Regions from separate parts of the Homo sapiens genome. Here region 1 is linked to region 2. A link is an interaction called in ENCODE POLR2A ChIA-PET data of the cell type or tissue named here. Cell type or tissue: CD4-positive, alpha-beta T cell. All regions are shown on one strand. Links, peaks and the distances in the headings refer to the core of each region. The heading gives the core; the rest is flanking DNA.

Evidence for each region. Peaks named below come from ENCODE experiments on the same cell type or tissue, not always from the same donor. Only the 100,000 strongest peaks of a DNase experiment are listed, where the experiment ranks them.
Region 1: POLR2A ChIA-PET joins it to region 2 with 14 read pairs; 18 of 35 experiments call an interaction of 5 or more read pairs at or near these places.

The regions. Positions count from the first base shown.
Region 1 is chr11:67,261,232-67,270,432 of GRCh38, reverse strand. GRK2 (G protein-coupled receptor kinase 2) reads right to left here and starts at 3,960. Exons shown (of 21, transcript NM_001619.5): 1 at 3,621-3,960. The coding sequence starts at 3,733. RefSeq lists enhancers at 1-35, 1,632-1,691, 2,392-2,441 and silencers at 2,002-2,051, 3,972-4,171. In CD4-positive, alpha-beta T cell, for the core only: CTCF peaks have their summits at 4,171 and 7,601 (motif pointing left); DNase peaks (open chromatin) are centred at 2,242, 3,762, 4,052, 7,562 and 6 weaker places; H3K4me3 peaks cover 3,397 bases; H3K27ac peaks cover 3,148 bases.
Region 2 is chr11:67,341,393-67,350,593 of GRCh38, reverse strand. The region is part of intron 2 of LOC100130987 (a long non-coding RNA gene); the gene reads right to left. Among named protein-coding and RNA genes, the nearest start is that of POLD4, 7.6 kb to the left of the region's middle. RefSeq lists a silencer at 2,289-2,428. In CD4-positive, alpha-beta T cell, for the core only: a CTCF peak has its summit at 4,575; DNase peaks (open chromatin) are centred at 4,563 and 6,132; H3K27ac peaks cover 1,533 bases.

The DNA of each region.
Region 1 (9,201 bases), core at 847-8,846, 80 kb after region 2:
AAGCCAGAAAGGGGCAGGAAGGAGGAAACTCTCGGTGGGGGAGGGACCAGGAAACAGCCAAGAAATCGGGAGGCTGCAAGAGGCACCCAGCTCCGACAATCTGCTGCTGGGGCTGCCACTGTCACCGGGGAGGGCAGAGGAACCTCCTGGGAGCGCCCAGGCAGGGCTCCTCAGCTAGGAGCCCAGAGATTAATTACACGAGGCCTCAGTGGTCATATTAAGCAAATGATGATAATTACAAGACTGCTGGCTGCTGGGAAAGGGAGACAGCAGTTCCTTCAGGGCAAGGCCCAGACCACAGACCCTGAGAGTGAAGGGGCAGCCGCCTCGTTTTACAGAGGTGGAAACTGAGGCAGGTCCAGTCGGGCTAAGGGACTCGCCTGGGTCCCATGTGAGCTGGTGGTAGAGGGAGAAGCCAGACCTCCCATCTTCCAGATACACAATGCTGCCTTACGCTACCTCCTTCTACAAGAAGGTCGGGGAAAGGGACTGTTTCCTTGGATTCTATAGGGTGACAGAAGGGGAGGCCCCTGTGCCAACTCAGTGTGGCACTGTGCCTAACCACTCCCATTCCCTAGCCTTTGGAACTCAGAGCTGTGATGCCAGCCCCAGTTCTTGGCCAAGACACATCCCCAGGCACCAGCCATGGAGGGGCTGCCAAGGTGGGCCACCTCAAGGTATGAACAATTCCCAGTGGCAACCTGTCACTGGGACAAGCCACAGCCCCTCTCCCTGACTCTGACCTTGACCTTGTGGGTATGGGGAAGACAGGCTCCTGCATCTGACGGGACCCTGGAGTGGGGCTGCCCCTCGGTGCAGTAGCTTTGCCACGGCAGCTCAGTTCTCCATCCCAGCCAACGGGAAGAGGGCTGAGCCTTGTGAACTGTGACAGCCGATGGCCCCAGACAAGGGGTGCCAGTCAGCCCACACCGCAAAATGTGGACAGAGGCGAGAACAGTGGTGTGCAGGGGTGGGTGGAGGGGATAAAGCACAGCAAAGAAACAGCACTGGCCTGTGTGGTCCAGAAACCCGAGGCCCCATTCCAGCTTTCTTCTGTGACGAGGACACGACTCCTCCCCTCCCTGAGCCTCAATAACTTCAACTGCTAAAGGGGAGAATCCTAACTGCTGGGCCTGCCTCTCACAGTTGTCAAAAGGACAAAACAGAGTAAAAAGCACTCTGCAAGTGGAAAAGTGTCAGGCAAACATGAAACATGGTCAGGATCACCACTGGGGCGGCGGGGGGCGGGGGGCGGCGTGCTCTGCCCCACTGGGTGTGCAAGGCAAGGCGTTATGCAAAGGGTGGCCTGCTCCCTAATGCCCCAGGCCTGGACCCCCATGTAGGGGTGGCCAGTAGCCCTTCCCAGGCCTTAGCGCACTGACATTCGGCGCTCGCACCTCCAGTCCGTTTCACAGATGTGGGCGATTTGCGGAAGGCCATGCTGCTGATGGTGACCCAATGTGAAAACCTGGGCTGCCTGGCTCGGCCTCCTGCTGTCCTCCTAGAATCCTATCCAACCTTGTTTCTGCTCAGGACTGCATGGGGGTGCCACACAGTCCTGGTATTTCTTGAGCAACTACTACATGCAAGGCATGGCCTTGCCAGCTTCACAGGTTGGTTGCTGGAAGAACTGAGATGACAGATATCAAAATAGGTAAGTCAGTAATAATTCCTATCATTATTGCTATCACCGCCATCACTACCATGGATGGGAAAGGGGACAGGAAAAGAAGACCATCTCGTTTCTCAGGGTTCTGACACCTGCAGAGCCAAGGCGGCGCCCCATCAGAAGCAATGCATTCTGGGGGGAGATTACCCGAACGCAGACAGTTCCAGAAAAGGCCCCGCCTCACAGTTGCAGAACTCCATCCTGCAGGAGGGTCTCGAGGCTGCAGCCACCAAGGAGAGCCGTTTTGAGCCCTAGAGGCTGACTCCCCCGTTTCCTCCCTCGTGGGTTTGTCATTTCTGAACTCATTTCTGTACTAACCGTCACTGCTCCCTGGACAGCCCCCAGCTGACAGTCAGTCTGGTTCCTGTTTTGAGAAATCTGATTGCAAATGTCTTAGAAAAAAAAAGGCCCTAACGGCCTTTTCAAAATGCAGACCAATTTTCCTCTCCCAGGCCTGACGTTCAGTCAATCCAAACACCCAGTGAGCAGGGCATGGCACAGGGGGGCGGTGAGGGCCATGGGCATGGGGCACCCCTGCAGCGTCAGCCAGAGCTTAGACGGCTGCTTCAAAGGCTGAGGGACACCGCAGAGTCACAGCTCTTATTTCACGCCATCCACATTTCACAGATGAGAAGACCGAGGCCCAGTGAGGGAAGAGACTTACCCAGAGTCACAAGATAAGACCACGGCAGTGTGGACAGGCCCCATCCCCAGCCCGCTGGGGCACCAGGAGGAGGCCAACTCTCAGGCATGCACAAGGAGTTGCCACACGACACAAAGAATCGTGGCGGGCACGTCTGCTCCCTGGCACAGGCCAGGGTAGCTGATGAAATGTAGAACCAGAAGTCTGAAGCCCTGATCTGTTGGCCAGGTGCCACCTGGGACTACCTGTGTGACTCGGGGCAGGCCACTCACCTCTGGAGCTTCAGTTTCCCCATCTGTTCCACAGGGACAAAACCACACCTGTCCTCGCCACCCCATGCGCTGCTGAGAGGCTCACACAGTGGAGAGATACTCTATCAGCCATAAAATGCTGGACAAACCGCAGCAATCGTCCACATCCTGTGTACTTTTGCACCTACATCCTGAACAGTCTAAACTTTGATACCAGGTGTGATGTCAGTTGTCTTACAGAGGCGGCAGCTAAGGTCCAGCCATTGCAGGTGTGCTGGGAGGGCCCCTGGTCAACAGCACCCACGGGGCACCATATGCAGGGCCTGCCAGAGGAGAAATGTAGGGGAGAGGGCACAGGGGATGTTTCCCCGACCTGAGCGCGGTCCGAGGGGGAGGGTGCCCGCAGCACCCTAGGTCCTGCTCACCACGCCGCCCTGAAAGCACTCTCGAGCCCAACTCCAGGACAGCGACCCCACCAGAGGGTGGGAGAAGAGTCCGGAAGACTGGCTGTCCCCCAACACCTCACACAAGTGTAGACTGGAGGAGAGACGGGTGGGGGTAGTGGAAACCCTAAAGCGAGTGCCGTGAGCAGGGACAGCAAAAGGGTGGGTGACATCGTCAGGCGAGGTAAATGGTGGCCAGCGGAGGGGAGGGGACCCCACAGGGACCAAGGGCTGCTCCGAGAAGGATGAAGGGGCGCGCCGGGCCCCCGTGGGAGAAGGCGGGAGCCAGGGGCTGACAGCGACTTCGGGGGGCCGGTGGAGCACGATAAGGAAGCAGCAGGGCGGCCAGGGGGACCCGACTGGGTCCGGGGACCGATGGGGCAGAGGAGCTCCGGAGTTGGGGCGCTCCGGGCTCAGGCGCCCAGGGTCTGGGGCTTAGGGTCTGGACCCGCAGGCGCCAAGGCCGGGCTGCTCCGGGCTGGGGGGCCGACAGGGGGTTGCGAGAGCCGGCCCCGGGGGTCCAGGTCGCGGGGTCGAGCATGGGGCCAGGGTCTCGGGGCCGCGGCCGGGGCGCCCGCGGGGTCGGGCCGGGGCCGCGGGCAGCTTCTCCTCACCTGGGCTCGGGCAGCAGGATCTTCTTGCTGGCGCGCGCGGCCGGCGTGGCCTTGCTCTTCTCCATGGCCATCAGGTAGCTCACGTCGGCCAGCACCGCCTCCAGGTCCGCCATCTTGGCGGCGGCGCTGCCTCCTCCCGCCGCCGCCGCCGCCGCCGCCGCTCCTGCTCGCTCGGCGCTCGGCCCGGCCCGGCCGCGGCTCGCTCGGCCTCGGGCGCCGACGCCTCCCGCCTGGCCCTGCTCGGCGCCCGCGGCTCCGCTCGCCGCCGCTCACAGGCGGCGCCGCCCCATGGCGCCGGCTCGGGCCCGGCCCCGGCTCGCGCTCCGCTCCCGCCGGGACTGCAGTCGGGGCGCCGCCGCCGCCGCCGCCCGCGCGCCCGCGCCCCGGAGCCGCCGCCGCCTCCGGCCCCGCCTGCCGCGCACAACGCCAGCGAGCCCGCGAGGGGCCGAGCCGGGCGGGCGACGGCGCCCCCTGGAGGCCGCGCGGAATCTGACCCCGAACCAGACCTGCGACCGCGGGCTCAGACCCTGGCCGTGACCTCGGCCCTCGATGCTGGACGGAGACCCGGGCCTGGAACACGACAGGGACCCGGCACGGAAGACGACCCGAGACCCATTCTCTGACCACAACCTCGGGTCACATCTCTGGATCCCAGGCTCCCCAGTCGGGCCGCAGCCCTGACACCAAACGTGATCACAGGGAACCTGGACGCTCACCAAGACACAGATTCAGACCTCTGAACACCATCCTGGGACTTTCATCTCAGACCCTGGCTATAACCCCGGACTCCCTGACCTTGGACGCAGTCCACGACCTGACACCAGACTCCAAACAGGACCCCAGACTCAAACCTTGGCCCACCACCTCAGACTCTAACCATGACCTCAGATCACAGCCCTGGGTCTCCAACGCCATACCCAGACTGCGACACTCACCTCAGACCCCCAACAGGTCCCCAGATCCAGATTTTGGACCATGACCTCGATCCCATCCTGGTTACTGACCCCAACCTTGATTCTGACCCTAGGCTACTACCATGACCCTGAACTCTAGACTTGGGGTCAGGACTCAGACCTAGATTGGACTGTCAACTCCAGATCACTGTCCTAGACTCAACACCCAGAACTGTGGACACGGACTCAGGACTAGGACGTCTAACCTGGGACCCACACTGGACCCAGAATCCTTAGTAGGTCACCCAGAACCTGGGACCTGACAACTGCAGCGCAGTTACAGGCTTCCCCCATCCCTGATCCCACCCCTCCTACTCTAGAACCAATCCTGGCCGCAGAAGGCCCACTCAGGATCAAGTACCCTGCACCCAACCCCACCCCCCAACCAGCTCATAGACCCAGGTCCCTGGCCAGCACTCTTGGCAGCTCCCTTCCCTGTACCCCATCCCATCCAGATGTTCCTTCAGGATGGTTCCACATGTAGTTACGGTAAAAACTCTCCCAGCCCGGAAGCGCACAGAGGTTTCAGTGCTGCCTGGCAGGGGAAACCCACCCTGCTGAGAGCCCACCCAGAGTGGGGAAAGCCAGGTGTCTCAAGGCAGCATTCCTATCTCAACATGCCCCTCTCTAGAGCCTCTCTTTGCTTTCAAAGTGACAGGACCCTCCTCCCAGCCCTGGGCACATAAAGCTCAAATCTCATTACCATGCTGTGGGCCAGCAGCCAGCATCCTTTTGCAAAGCAAGGCCCCCATCTCTGTGCACCTCTAGGCTACCATCTTGGATCAGCCCCAACAGAACCTGGAACCAGAGCATGTCAGAGCTTGTGAGGTTCTCCTCTCAGTGGGTGGTGAGTCACTCGCCACCCATATACCCATGTCAGAGCCTCAGTTTTCTTTTCCCCAACTGCTCCTTCATTCTCTCCCCTTCTCTAATCTAATTTGTCACCATAGTCTCCTGTCTGGCCTCCTGAGAATCTCCGTGAATCTGTCTACTTCTCAGGGTCCTCATGGCCAGCCACTGCCCTGATGCAGGCCCTGACCAGGGATGCTTTTCCCAAATCTAGATCTGATGGAGTCACTGCCTGCTTGGCACCCAGAAGCAGCTCTCCAGGCCTTCTGGGGCTACTGAGAGTGAGAGACCTAGAGGGGTCTCTAGGACTCACCACACTCTGCCCAAAGCAGATTAGGTGAACAAACTCCTTAATCTGCAAGTCAAGATCTTGGAGGACTTGGACCTTGAATGCTCCAGTTTGTTTCGCTACCATCCTCTGCACCTGGAGTTTCCCCACCAACTCACCCACCCATTCTCACTTCTGTGCCTCTGCTGTTTCCTGGGCCTGGAAGCCCTTCTGTGTACCTTCCTCCGTGGACAACTCCTACTCATCCGCTAAGACTCACCTCCTCCAGGTAGTCTTCCCTGACTCCCTGACCCCAACTATGTACATCTCCAATTCTACACTTACCACCTTCTAGGCCCTGTTTTCCATTTTCAGTTGCAAGATGCATTGTTGCAAGTTTCGACAGTGGGGAGTGAAGCCTCGTTACATGTCAGCATCAATTGGAAAATGCATCCTGATGTTGGAAATGCTGATATATATATTTAAAGAGGACATACTGTCCCCCACTGTCACTGGTGCCCCTAGTTCATCCTTTGCTCCCAGTGCCCACCACAGGACCCGACTCAAAGGCATCAGTGTTTGATGAGTGAATGAATGAGTGAATGAGCTCTTGGAACACATGGGTTTTGGGGTGGAACAAGGCCAGATGCCACAACATGAAGCCTCTAACCTCCTCTCCCCACAGCCCTGTCCTGACTCCTCTGGACTGCGAGCACAGCCACATGTCAGCCAGGGTTTTCGGGAATAGCCTCTATTTTAAAAATTCTACCTGATGAACTTGTTGGACCAGAGTCTGTGTGTGAGTTCTGAAATGCCAGCCATCCTGTTCCAAGAGGTGGCCTTACCTTCCCATCCCCACCTAAAAACTCAGTCCCTCCCACCCACAGCCCAATCCACACCCCCTGCCAGGCCTGAAGCTGGGGTCTTTTGAGGGGGGCTGGTCTCCCTTCATTGATTCCTGGGCCCAGGAAAAGTGACTTCAGGAAGCTCCAGGTTCAGAAGAGGTTGGTGTGAGCCCTAGGCCTGGGGAAGACTGGTTTTGGGGACGGTGTTGCCTCTGTTGGTCCTAGGAAGGTCGATTGCAAACTTGCCTTCACAGGCAGGCCTTCCTTCTCTCAACAAACCTTTGTTCTGTGCCTAGACTGCTCCAGGCCCTGACCAGGATGCTAGGAGTGCAAAGTGGAGTAGAGCCCCATCTCTGCTCAGCTGGCAGCCCCACAGACACATCATTACTTGGCATCGCCACTGGATGACTAATAGATGTTGCAAACTTAGCGCGGCCCACACTGAGCTCTTGCTCCCACTACCCAGCCCCTGTCCAACCTGCTCCTCTCCCGCCTCCCCATCTCAGGCGTGGATCCTCCATTTTCCCAAAATGTAGGAGCTGTCCTCGATTCCTCTCTTTCCTCACCTGGCCCCCACCCCGATGTATACCCCTGCTGTCATACAGCATCTCTGGCGTATCTGTCTCTGAAGTACATCCTTGATCCGTCCACTGTGCCCTGCTAAACCCTGGCCCGAGTCTCAATCACCTCTCGCCTGCATGCCTGCACCAGCCTCCTCTCCGCGCGCCCTGCCGTTCCTGTGGGTTGAGCTTCTATAGATCTCCATCAAAGCCCACCCCCAACGACTGCCCCTGCACTTAGGATAAAATCCACCCCACTTCCTGTGGCCCATGAGACCCGCACAGACTGGTGCCTGCCTATCTCTCTAACTCAGCAATTTCCATTCTTCCCCTTCCTCTTAGTCTCCAGCCTCTCTGGTCTTCCTTCTGTCACTAGAACAAGCCAAGTCCATTTCCACCTCTGGGGCTTTAACTTTACAGTTCCCTTGCCTGGACTGCCCTTCCCCACTTCCGGAGTGGCAGGCTCCTCCTCGTGCTGCCACCTTGTGGGCGGAAGATATCCTGCTCAGCGGTCTCTCCCTTGGCATTTCTGTCCTGGTCACTGCTGCACCCCTCATCCCCAGCACAAAGTAAGGGTAAGGGCTGCATAAAGAATCAAGACTCAGTGTTAGCCCAGTCTGGTGGGGAAGAAAACCCCTAAACACATATCTCCAATTAACCTGGCAAGAGCTATAGTTTAAGGAAGTGAGGGCACTCGGGAGAAGGTCAGGGGAGGGGTCGGGGAGGGTTGGGTAAAGTCTTGAACATGACATTGTGTGCATGAGCATGAGAGAGGTTGGAAGTGGCACGTGCCAAGGCCCGGGAGTGCGAATTTTGTCCTGCTGAGACCTCTCTTCTCCGCCTCCAGCCTGGGCTTTGCAGAGCAGGAGGGTGAGCTCGGGGCTTCCTTGACCTCAGCAGGTGTGTGCCAGATTGACCTGGGGACACTCCTCCCCAACATGGACAGCCATTCCTCTGATGTCAGGTCCCCAGACAGTGTCAGGCTCTGGCCGGGATGCTGGGAGTTGATTCATTCACCCGATTATTTGACAGTATTTGTTGAGCTCCTACTACATGCCAGGCACCTGTACTTGGCGTTGCGGATCCAACACGGGAAGACACAGGAGGGGAGCTTAGAGGCAAACCATACGTGATAACAGCCGCTGACAAGTGTTGGGTTCTCCTTATGTGCAGGGCACTGCAGAGCCCAGCTGATCTCATTGAAAGCGGGAACATCCCTGTGAGGCACGTGACAAGTTCTAAGAATCAGGAGCCTCTTCAGGTGAAGTCAGGGAAAACTCAGGGCGTTTTTGTCAGAGCCAGAGGATGGGAGGGAAGCAGTTGTTTTAGGGGCAGAGAAAAGAGCTTTTCAGGTATGCGGAACAGTAGATGCAAAGGCCCTGAGGGAAAAAGGGCCCTGGTTATCCGGGAGGCTCCAACATCACCAGGACGCCCGGGCCCTTCGCTCCTTTCTGCAGAGGGCAGGGACCTTGGGTGGGGATTGTTAGCCCGCAGGCGCCAGCCCACCAACCATGGCAGGGGTTTCGAGACCCCTAGCTTCTCTCGACCCGCCTCCCAGGAGCATCGCCTCCTCCTGGAACTCTCTGGAAAGTTCACACAGTCCCCGCACTGTCCCCGGATCCAAGGTCCTCTTCCACCTCAGAGTTTTTGCCGAGACGGGGCCCCAGCGAGCTGCCAGGCCCGGCCCCGTCCCCGAACCCCCGCCCCCGCCCTCGCCCTCATCCTCATCCTCATCCCGGAGCCCCGCCCGGCCCGCCAGGAGCCCTGCCCAGCGCGCATGCGCCTCGGCGCCGCCGAGCAGCTTGTTCCCAGAGCCGCTTTGCCCCTTGACGCTCCTAACCGGCTTGTGAGTGTCCGACTCACGGTCTCGTCGCTCCCACTGGGCCCACATTGTGACCGCTGGTACTTGCCATGTGTCGAGGGGTGGGGTAGGAAAGACTTGGGGTAGGATGCCAGTGCCACCTTCTAGGAACCCGGCTGGGTGCCCTAGGCAAGTTACTTAACTTCTTAGGGCAGAGCCTTTTTCATCTGTACAAAGGGCGTCCCACGCGTGGCCTCACTGGATTGTTTTGAGGATTAACTCAGATAAGATGTGTGAAGCGGGCC
Region 2 (9,201 bases), core at 825-8,824:
GAGGCTGAGGCAGGAGAATGGCGTGAACCCGGGAGGCGGAGCTTGCAGTGAGCCGAGATCGCGCCACTGCACTCCAGCCTGGGCGACTGAGCAAGACTCCATCTCAAAAAAAAAAAAAAAAAAAAGAAAGAAAAAAGAAACTGATGGTGCTGGGGGATGGAGGAGAACTGGCTGGAGCCAGAAACAATGCCCAGGGGACCCAGGGTCAGGGTATGACATGGAGAATAGAGTCAGTAACCGCTTCTATAGTGTTACCTTCATCTACTGTGGCAGCCCTCTATCCTGGGGGTAGATGGAGGCAGCACTAGTAAGTTCTTGGAAACAGGCCTAGAGGGCAGCTAAGTGGCCTGTGTAGCCCCCGTCTGAGCACTGATCATGTCTCAGGTACTTTAAATGTATTACCTCGAATCCTCCTAAAAAACCTTCCAGGTAGGTTTTACTGAGGGGGAACTGAAACTAAGAAAGGTTAAGTAAAGTTGCCCAAAAGCACACAGCAGGCAAGAGGCAGTGCAGTGACCAGGGGCCACTTGCATTAACCTCTTCCAGACTATGCCATACCTCCTGCCCAGCTGCTAAGCACTCACTATGTGCCAGGCACCAAAGGTCCCCTTGGGGTATTACTAATGGTCAGGAGATGGGCAAAAACAAACACGTAAGTTAATTATGACAGGTAGCAGTCAGTAGTAAGCAAAATCAGAGTTGGGATCAGAAAGGGTCCAAGGATGCCAGGGGCGCTATGTTAGAGAGACTGGTCAGGGAAGGCCCTCTGCTAAGGTGGCATTTGAGCAGAGACTTGAAGGAAGGAAGGGAGCAAGGTCTGCATCTGAGGGTTCCAGGCAGAAGGAGCAACAAGGAGAAGCTTCCTGAGGAAGGAGTGTTTCCAGCCTGCTCCAGGAAAGGCACTGAGGAGGCCAGTGAGGCTGGGGGCCAGGGAGTGAGGAAGGGTAGTGGGAATTGAGGGCAGACAGGCAGCGGGCTGGTCCCTAGGGCCATGATAAGAAACTGGATTTGATTCTGAGTGAGAGGGGAGGATACTGGAGGGCTTGAAGCCAATAAATGACAGAGTCAAGCTTATGTTTCGAAAACATTACTCTGTTGGTGGAAAACAAGATTGTGGAGCTGGGGAAAACAGAGGTAGCAAAACCACTCAGGAGGCTACTGAAGTTGGCCTCATGAGAGCTGAGGGTGATCTGGACCAGCGTGGGGAGGTGGACTGCTCAGAAGTGGCCAGGTACGCTCTGTATTTTTAAGGAAGAGCTGACTGGCAGGACTTGCCTATTGGTCGACTGTGGGATTTAAGAGGGAGGAGCCAAGGATAACTCCAAAGGTTTTGGTTTGGGCGACTGGAAGGACAGAGTTCTCATTACTAAGATGGGAAGACTTGTGGGAAGGGTGGGGCAGGAATCTGGAGCTCCATCTTAGACATGCTGAAGTATCTGTGCCACTTCCAAAGGGACATGGGGTATAGGCAGTGGATATGTAAGTCTCGGATTCTGAGGCATTCTAGGTTTAAAATATAAACTTGGGAATCTTTTAGATGGCCTTGAAAGCTCCAACAGTGGATGAGATCCCCAGAGTGAGTGTAGAGAGAGAAGTGATCTGAGAGATCCAGTAGCGAGGGAACCTGAGGTTACCGGAGATGAGGAGGCAGTTGTGTGAGTGAGATCTTTGTGAGGGTGAGGAGGGCCAGGAACCAGGATACAGGAAGAGGGTGGCCTTCAGTAGACACATGCACTGTGACAGGAAGGGAGGCAGAGAATATGAGAGGAGCCTCAGGTAGGGGGATATATTTGGGGATGGGAATATTCAAGAATCAGATATTTACTAAGAGCCTGACACTGCTGGGAGGGCTCTGATGTTTACTAAGTGCCTATCCATGCCATCTGCTATGTGAAATGCTGCACACATGTTATCTAGTTGAATCCTGAGAACAATCTCATTAGGGAAGTACTATCCATGTTTTACAGATAAGGAAACCAAGGCTGAGAGGAAAAGTGCCTTGCTCAATCAGTAAACACCAGGGCCTGAATTCACCCCGCACCTGCACTCCAGATGTTGGAGGATAAGAATGTTGTCGAGGAGATAAGGACTACATATGTGGCAAGTTAGAAAACCATGTAATATGAGTGCTTTCCCGAGGCAACCTAGGAGTGGCACAGACACTGAATTGTCTGAGTTCTCAGAAAGGAAAGAGCACCATGGGTGACAGGGACCCGCTGCAGGGGCCTCGAGCACAGGGACTGCAACCTTCCTCCCGCTGCATTGTATTCCCCCTGCTGCACCTCATCTGCACCTAGCCCCTTCTAATCAGGGGTCCCTGTTTCTCACCTTCCCACCTTCCACCGCAGGGCGAATGCAGACTCCCCACTGTAGGGGACAGCACCATGCGGAATGTTCTTAGTCATTTCCTTCATCAATTTTGCATTCTACTCCATATGTCTGGAGTAGTTGTACTTCTTTTTTGACACAGAGTCTCACTCTGTCACTCAGGCTGAAATGCAGTGGGATGATCTTGGCTCACTGCAACCTCTGCCTCCAGGGTTCAAGCAATTCTCGTGCCTCAGTCTCCCAAGTAGCTGGGATTAGAGGTACCCACCACCATTCCCGGCTAATTTTTGTATTTTTGGTAGAGACGGGGTTTTACCATGTTGGCCAGGCTGCTCTTGAACTCCTGACCTTAAGTGATTCACTCGCCTCAGACTCCCAAAATGCTGGGATTACAGGCATGAGACACTGTGCCCGGCCTGGAGTAGCTGTATTAACATAAAAGTAGGTGAAATTATTTATAATTAAATAAAATGAAGTCTCCAGGAAGATGTGCCACATGTGGCTTATGGCTGCTTTCAGGTACCCCTGATACATCTACTATACCACCTCACTCAGTTTGAACAGCACTTCAGAAATACTAAAAAGCATATATATATATATATATATATATATATATATATATATATATATATTTTTTTTTTTTTTTTTTTTTTTTTTTTGAGAAAGGGTCTTGCTCTGTTGCCCAAGCTGGAGCACAGTGGTGCAATCATGGCTCACTGCAGCCTCAAACTCCCAGGTTCAAGCCATCTTCCTGCCTTGGTCTCCCAAGTAACTGGGACTATAGGCACGTGTCATACACAGCTAATTAAAAAAAAATTTTTTTTTTTTTTTAGAGAGATAGTCCTGCTATGTTGCCCAGGCTGGTCTCAAACACCTGAGGCCAAATAATCCTCCTGCCTTGGCCTCCTAAAGTATTGGGATTACAGGAGTGAACTGCCACACCCAGCCAGAGAATAGTGTTCTAGACTAAGGGAATGAGCTGAACAAAGGCAAGCAGGAGGGAATTATGTGTGTGCCACAGGCTAGGTGCACAGAGCTGTGAAGTATATACCACAGAGGTTTCCACATAAAATCATAAAAAACTAGCATTTGGCTGGGAGCGGTGGCTCATGCCTGTAATCCCAGCACTTTGGGAGGCCGAGGCGGGTGGATCACCTGAGGTTGGGAGTTCGAGACCAGCCTGACAAACGTGGAGAAACCCTGTCTCTACTAAAAATACAAAATTAGCTGGGCGTGGTGGTGCATGCCTGTAATTCCAGCTACTCAGGAGGCTGAGGCAGGAGAATCACTTGAACCGGGGAGGCGGAGGTTGCAGTGATGCAGTAACCAAGATCGCGCCACTGCACTCCAGCCTGGGTAACAAGAGCGAAGCTCCATCTCAAAAAAAATAAAAATAAATAAAATAAAGGGACAAAGAACTATAAGAGATGTTGCAAAAGAAGTTGGCAAAACTTGCATTTGGTAAGGGAAGAATGGGGAGGAGGTGTCAAATATGACTCAGGTTTTGAGCTTGGGTGGGTGAGAGAATGCTGATGCCATGGGAAGAAAAATGGAAACTGGGAGGGGGAAGACAGGCTCAATTTTATACATGCTTGGTTTGAGATGACGACAGGACACCAAATGGAAACATCTGGTAGGAAATGGAAACAGAGCTCAAGTCCAGCAGAGAGGTCAGGGGAGGGGCAGTATCCAGGGGACAAGGAAATCACCTGCATAGAACTGACCTATGCGCACAGATGAAAGATTCAAGAGAGACAGTCAAAGAGAAGACCAAGCATGGCACCTGGGAAAATTCTCTCTAGAAAATGGTGGAAGAAGATCCAGCAAACCAGAGGGGAAGAGTGCTCAGAGTGGCAGGAGAACCAAGGCAGAGCAGTGTCCCAGAGGTCACCGGTGTGATGCTGCAGAGACATCAAGGAAGACACTGTCAGGAAGCATGGAGGGGACTTGCCCTCAATTCCATTCCTCCATTTCCCACTTCCCGCTATCCTCGTTTTGTAGTTCTCTCGAGTGTCTTTGGCTGTCATGGTAACTACCAGTACCACACCCCTCTATGAAGGCCACACTGATTCATTCTTTATTGACTCAGGTGTGGCAACATTTATCCACCCTCAGACAAACTCACTAGTAGCTTGAAGGTTTAAGGAGCTAATTTACCAAGAAACTAAAGTCAACACAGGAAAGAAGCAAGTTTCTGAACTGGTCTAGAAACAGAAGAAAACTACAACAGTGCCAGCTTGAGGCCAATTTGGGTTACTGCCACCTCTGGGACTCAAGAGATTCTCAAAATGATTCCTGGTTTTCCACGCAGTTTATCCACCTGAGTCTATCCACCTGAGTCCTAAGCTAGAAAACCATAACTTTGTGCTAGTCATGGCAGATGCAAATGATTAGAACCCCAGGCCCTAAGCCCCAAGAGCTCACTGTAGTAGGGAGACAGAAAACAGACGCGCAAGTATACTTCAAACAATGCTGCAAGACAGGCATGGGCCTGGCCTATGACAACCTTCAGCTGAGTATGTAAGGACGAGTAGGGGTGCCCTCCAGGTGAACAAGTGATGGTAGACCATGTGTTGGCATCTGAGATCTGAGTCCTTCTTAAGCCCAACTTTGGTCCTTTGTCTCTTGAAGGAAAAGGCATCTCCTAGGAGCTCCCTCTGGGATGTGAGCCTCCATCCTGACCTCGTGGATGCCCCTTCACCTCACCTAGAGGCGCCAATGGTTCCTATGCCTGCAGGCCCTGCCCTTGACTGCAGGATGTTTTTCACTCTGTGCAGCCTTCCCTGAAGAGAGTTAAGGATTTCCCCTCTGCTTCCCACGGTAACCTGTTTCTGTTTTATTACAGCATGTCACATTGCCACAACAATACGCTTCATTGTTTTCAGTGCTAGAGAATATTTTATCTCTGCTGGTGTATACCTAACACAAGGTTGGCTACATAGTAAGCGCTCAAAGCTGGCTGAGGTTGGTCATAGTGGCTTACCCCTGTAATCCTAGCACTTTGGGAGGCTGAGGAAAGAGGATCACTTGAGCCCAGGAGTTTGAGACCAGCCTGGGCAACAAAGGGGTATCCTGTCTCTACAAAAAACAAAAAAAAACTAAAAATTAGCTCGGTGTGGCACACGCCTGTGGCCCCAGATAGTGGGGCTGAGGCAGGAGGATCACTTGAGCCCATGAAGTTGAAATGCAGTGAGCCATATTCCCACTACAGCACTCCAGCCTGAGCAACACAGCAAGACCCTGTGTAAAAAAAAAAAAAAAAAAAAAAAAAAAGCTGACCAAATCGTCCCACTTCACTCACATCTACTTTTTTTTTTGAAACAAACTCTTGCTCTATCCCCCAGGCTGGAGTGCAGTGGCATAATCTTGGCTCACAGCAACCTCTGCCTCCCAGGTTCAAGGGATTCTCTTGCCTCAGCCTCCCGAGTAGCTGGGATTACAGGCAGGCACCACCATGCCCAGCTAATTTTATATTTTTAGTAGAGACGGGGTATCACCATGTTGACCAGACTGGGCTCGAACTCCTGACCTCAGGTGATCTGCCCACGTCGGCCTCCCAAAGTGCTGGGATTACAGGTGTGAGCCACTGTGCCCAGCCTACTCACACGTACTTTTTGATCCTGTCTAGCCCGTGAGAATCATTTGTGTGAGAGTTGTAAATGCAACTCTTTGGGCTCTAAGTCACTTCTCCATAGGAGTTGTGTGGCCTTGATGGCAGGAGCCATCTTCTCCTAAGGCCTTCTCAGTGAGGAAGGCATCAAAGCTGTCAACTGCAGAAGCAGGCCCTTTTCGTTTCCTGTTTTGAAGCCTGTGCCTCCAGTGGGCTGGCCATGGAGTGCTTAGCTGAGGTCCTCTGAGGTGCAGAGTAGAGACAGTCATCATTGCAGTGAGCCATCCAGCCCACCTCTCCACATGCTCTCGGGAGAATGGCTGGCCAGGATCTGACTATTCTAGTTCTGCAATGCTGGAGTATACACTTGTACAACTCCAAGGACACTAATTTGGCATTATATATCAAAATTATAAATGCACCTATCCTTTTCAGTCTATATCTAGAAATTTATCCTACAGATACGTTGGTATATGTAAAATAACATATGTAAGGTTATTTATTATAAAACTCTTTGTAATAGCAAAGAACATAAATAGCCTAAAAGTCTGTCATCCATAAGAGACTGGGCCAGGTGCGGTGGTTCACACCTGTAATCCCAAATATTTGGGGGGCCAAGGTGGGAGGTTGCTTGAGGCCAAGGGTTCAAGTCCAGCCCAGGTAACATAGCAAAATCTTGTCTCTACAAAAACTGTTAAAAATTAGCCCACTGTGGCGGCTTGCACCTGTGGTTCCAGCTACTCGGGAGGCTGACGTTGGGGAGGACCCCTTGAGCCTGGTAGGTTGAGGCTGTAATGAGGTGTGACTGTACCACTGTACTCCAGCCTAGGTGACAGAGCAAGACTCTGTCTCCAAAAAAAAATAAGGGCCAAGTGCAGTGGCTCATGCCTATAATCCCAGCATGTTGGGAGGCCAAGGCAGGAGGATTGCTTAAGCTCAAGAGAATTTGAGACCAGTCTGGGGCAACAGAGTGAAACACCATCTCTATGTGGAAAAAAAAAAAATTAATTAATTCTCGTTATGTTGCCCAGGATGGTCTTGAACTCCTGGACTCAAGCAATCTTCCTGCCTCAGCCTCCCAAAGTGCTGGGATTACTGGCATGAGCCACCATGCCTGGCCAAGTTCATTCACTTTTGTTGCTGAATAATATTCCATTGTGTATTGGCCGGGCACAGTGGCTCACACCTGTAATCCCAGCACTTTGGGAAGCCAAGGCGGGCAGATCATGAGGTCAGGAGTTCAAGACCAGCCTGACCACCATGGGGAAACCCCGTCTCTACTAAAAATACAAAAAAAATTAACCAGGTGTGGTGACGCGCGCTTGTAATTCCAGCTACTCAGGAGGCTGAGGCAGGAAAATTGCTTGAACCTTTGAGGCAGAGGTTGCAGTGAGCCGAGATCGTGCCACCACACTCTAGCCTGGATGACAGAGCAAGACTCCGTCTCAAAAAAAAAAAAAAAAAAAAAAATCCATTGTGTGAATATACTAAAATGTATTTATCCCATTTATCAGCTGATGAACATTTGGGTTGTTTCCAGTTTTAGACTCTGATGGATGGAGCTGTTATAAACATTCATGTACAAGTCTTTGTGTGGGCAGGTTTTCATTTTTTCTTGGCTATATGCCAAAGAATCATATTGCTACATTATATATCATATATATATATTTGACTTTAGAGTAAACTGCCAGTCTGTTTTCCGAAGTGGTTCTACCATTTTATTTTTTTGAGATGGAGTATTGCTCTGTCACCCAGGCTGGAGTGCAATGGCACAATCAAAGTTTACTGCAGCCTCAAACTTTTGGGCTTAAGCAATCCTCCCACCTCAGCCTCCAGAGTAGCTGGTACTGGAGGTGTGAGCTGCTGTGTCTGGCCATGCTCTATTGTTTTCTTTGCTGTGCAGAAGCTTTTTGTTTGATGTAATCCCATTGGTCTACTTTTGCTTTGGTTGCCTGTGCTTTTGAGGTCCTATCTCAAAAATCCTTGCCTAGGTCAATGTCAGGAAGCATTTCTCCTGTGTTTTCTTCTAGTAGTTTTATAGTTTGAGGTCTTATATTTAAGTCTTTAATCCATTTTGAGTTAATTTTTGTCATTCTTCTGAATGTGGATATCCAGTTTTCCCAGCACCACTTATTGAAGAGACCATCTTTTCCCCAATGTATATTCTTGGCACCTTTACTGAAAATCAGTTGTGTGAATTTATTTCTGGGTTATCTATACTGTTCCACTGGTCTATGTGTATGTTTTTATGACTGTACCATGCTGTTTTGGTTACTATAGCTTTGTAGTATATTTTGAACTCAGGTAGTATGATGCCTCCAGCTTTGTTATTTTTGCTTAGGATTGCTTTGGCTATTTGGGGTCTTTAGTGGTTCCAGATAAAATTTTTGGAATTTTTTTTTTTTTTGAGACAGAGTCTCGCTTTGTCACCCTAGCTGGAGTGCAGTGGGGCGATCTTGGATCACTGCAACCTCTGCCTCCCAGGTTCAAGGGATTCTCCTGCCTCAGCCTCCCGAGTAGCTGGGATTTCAGGCGCGTGCCACCACACCTGGCTAATTTTTGTATTTTTAGTAGAGATGGGGTTTCACCACGTTGGCCAGGCTGGTCTCAAAATTCTTGACCTCAAGCAATCCACCTGCCTTCCTCGGCCTCCCAACGTGCTGGGATCATAGGCGTGAGCCACTGCACCCGGCCAGAATTTTTTTCATAATAGTATCTTTAGAAGAACGAAAGTTTTAAAATGTGTGTGTGTGTGCGTGTGTGTCTGTGTGTGTGATGGAGTTTTGCTCTTGTTGCCTAGGCTGGAGTGCAATGGCGTGATCTTGGCTCACCTGGAACCTCCGCCTCCTGGGTTTAGGCGATTCTCCTACCTCAGCCTCCCACGTAGCTGGGATTACAGGCATGTGCCACCATGCCCAGCTAATTTTTGTATTTTTAGTAGAGACAGGATTTCACCATGTTGGCCAGGCTGGTCTCAAACTCCTGACCTCGCATAATCCACCTGTGTCGGCCTCCCAAAGTGCTAGGATTACAGGCATCAGTCACCACACCCGGCCCAAAGTTTTAAATTTTGATGAAATCCAATTTATCATTTTTTTTGTTACTGCTTTTTATGTCCTAAGAAATGTTTACCTACCCCAAAGTAACAAATATTTTCTATTTTTTTCTAGATATTTCATTGTTTTAGCTTTTACATTTAGGTTTAGGATCTATTTTTAATTTCACTGTTTCATTCCTGATAATTGGGGATTTATATTTTCTCT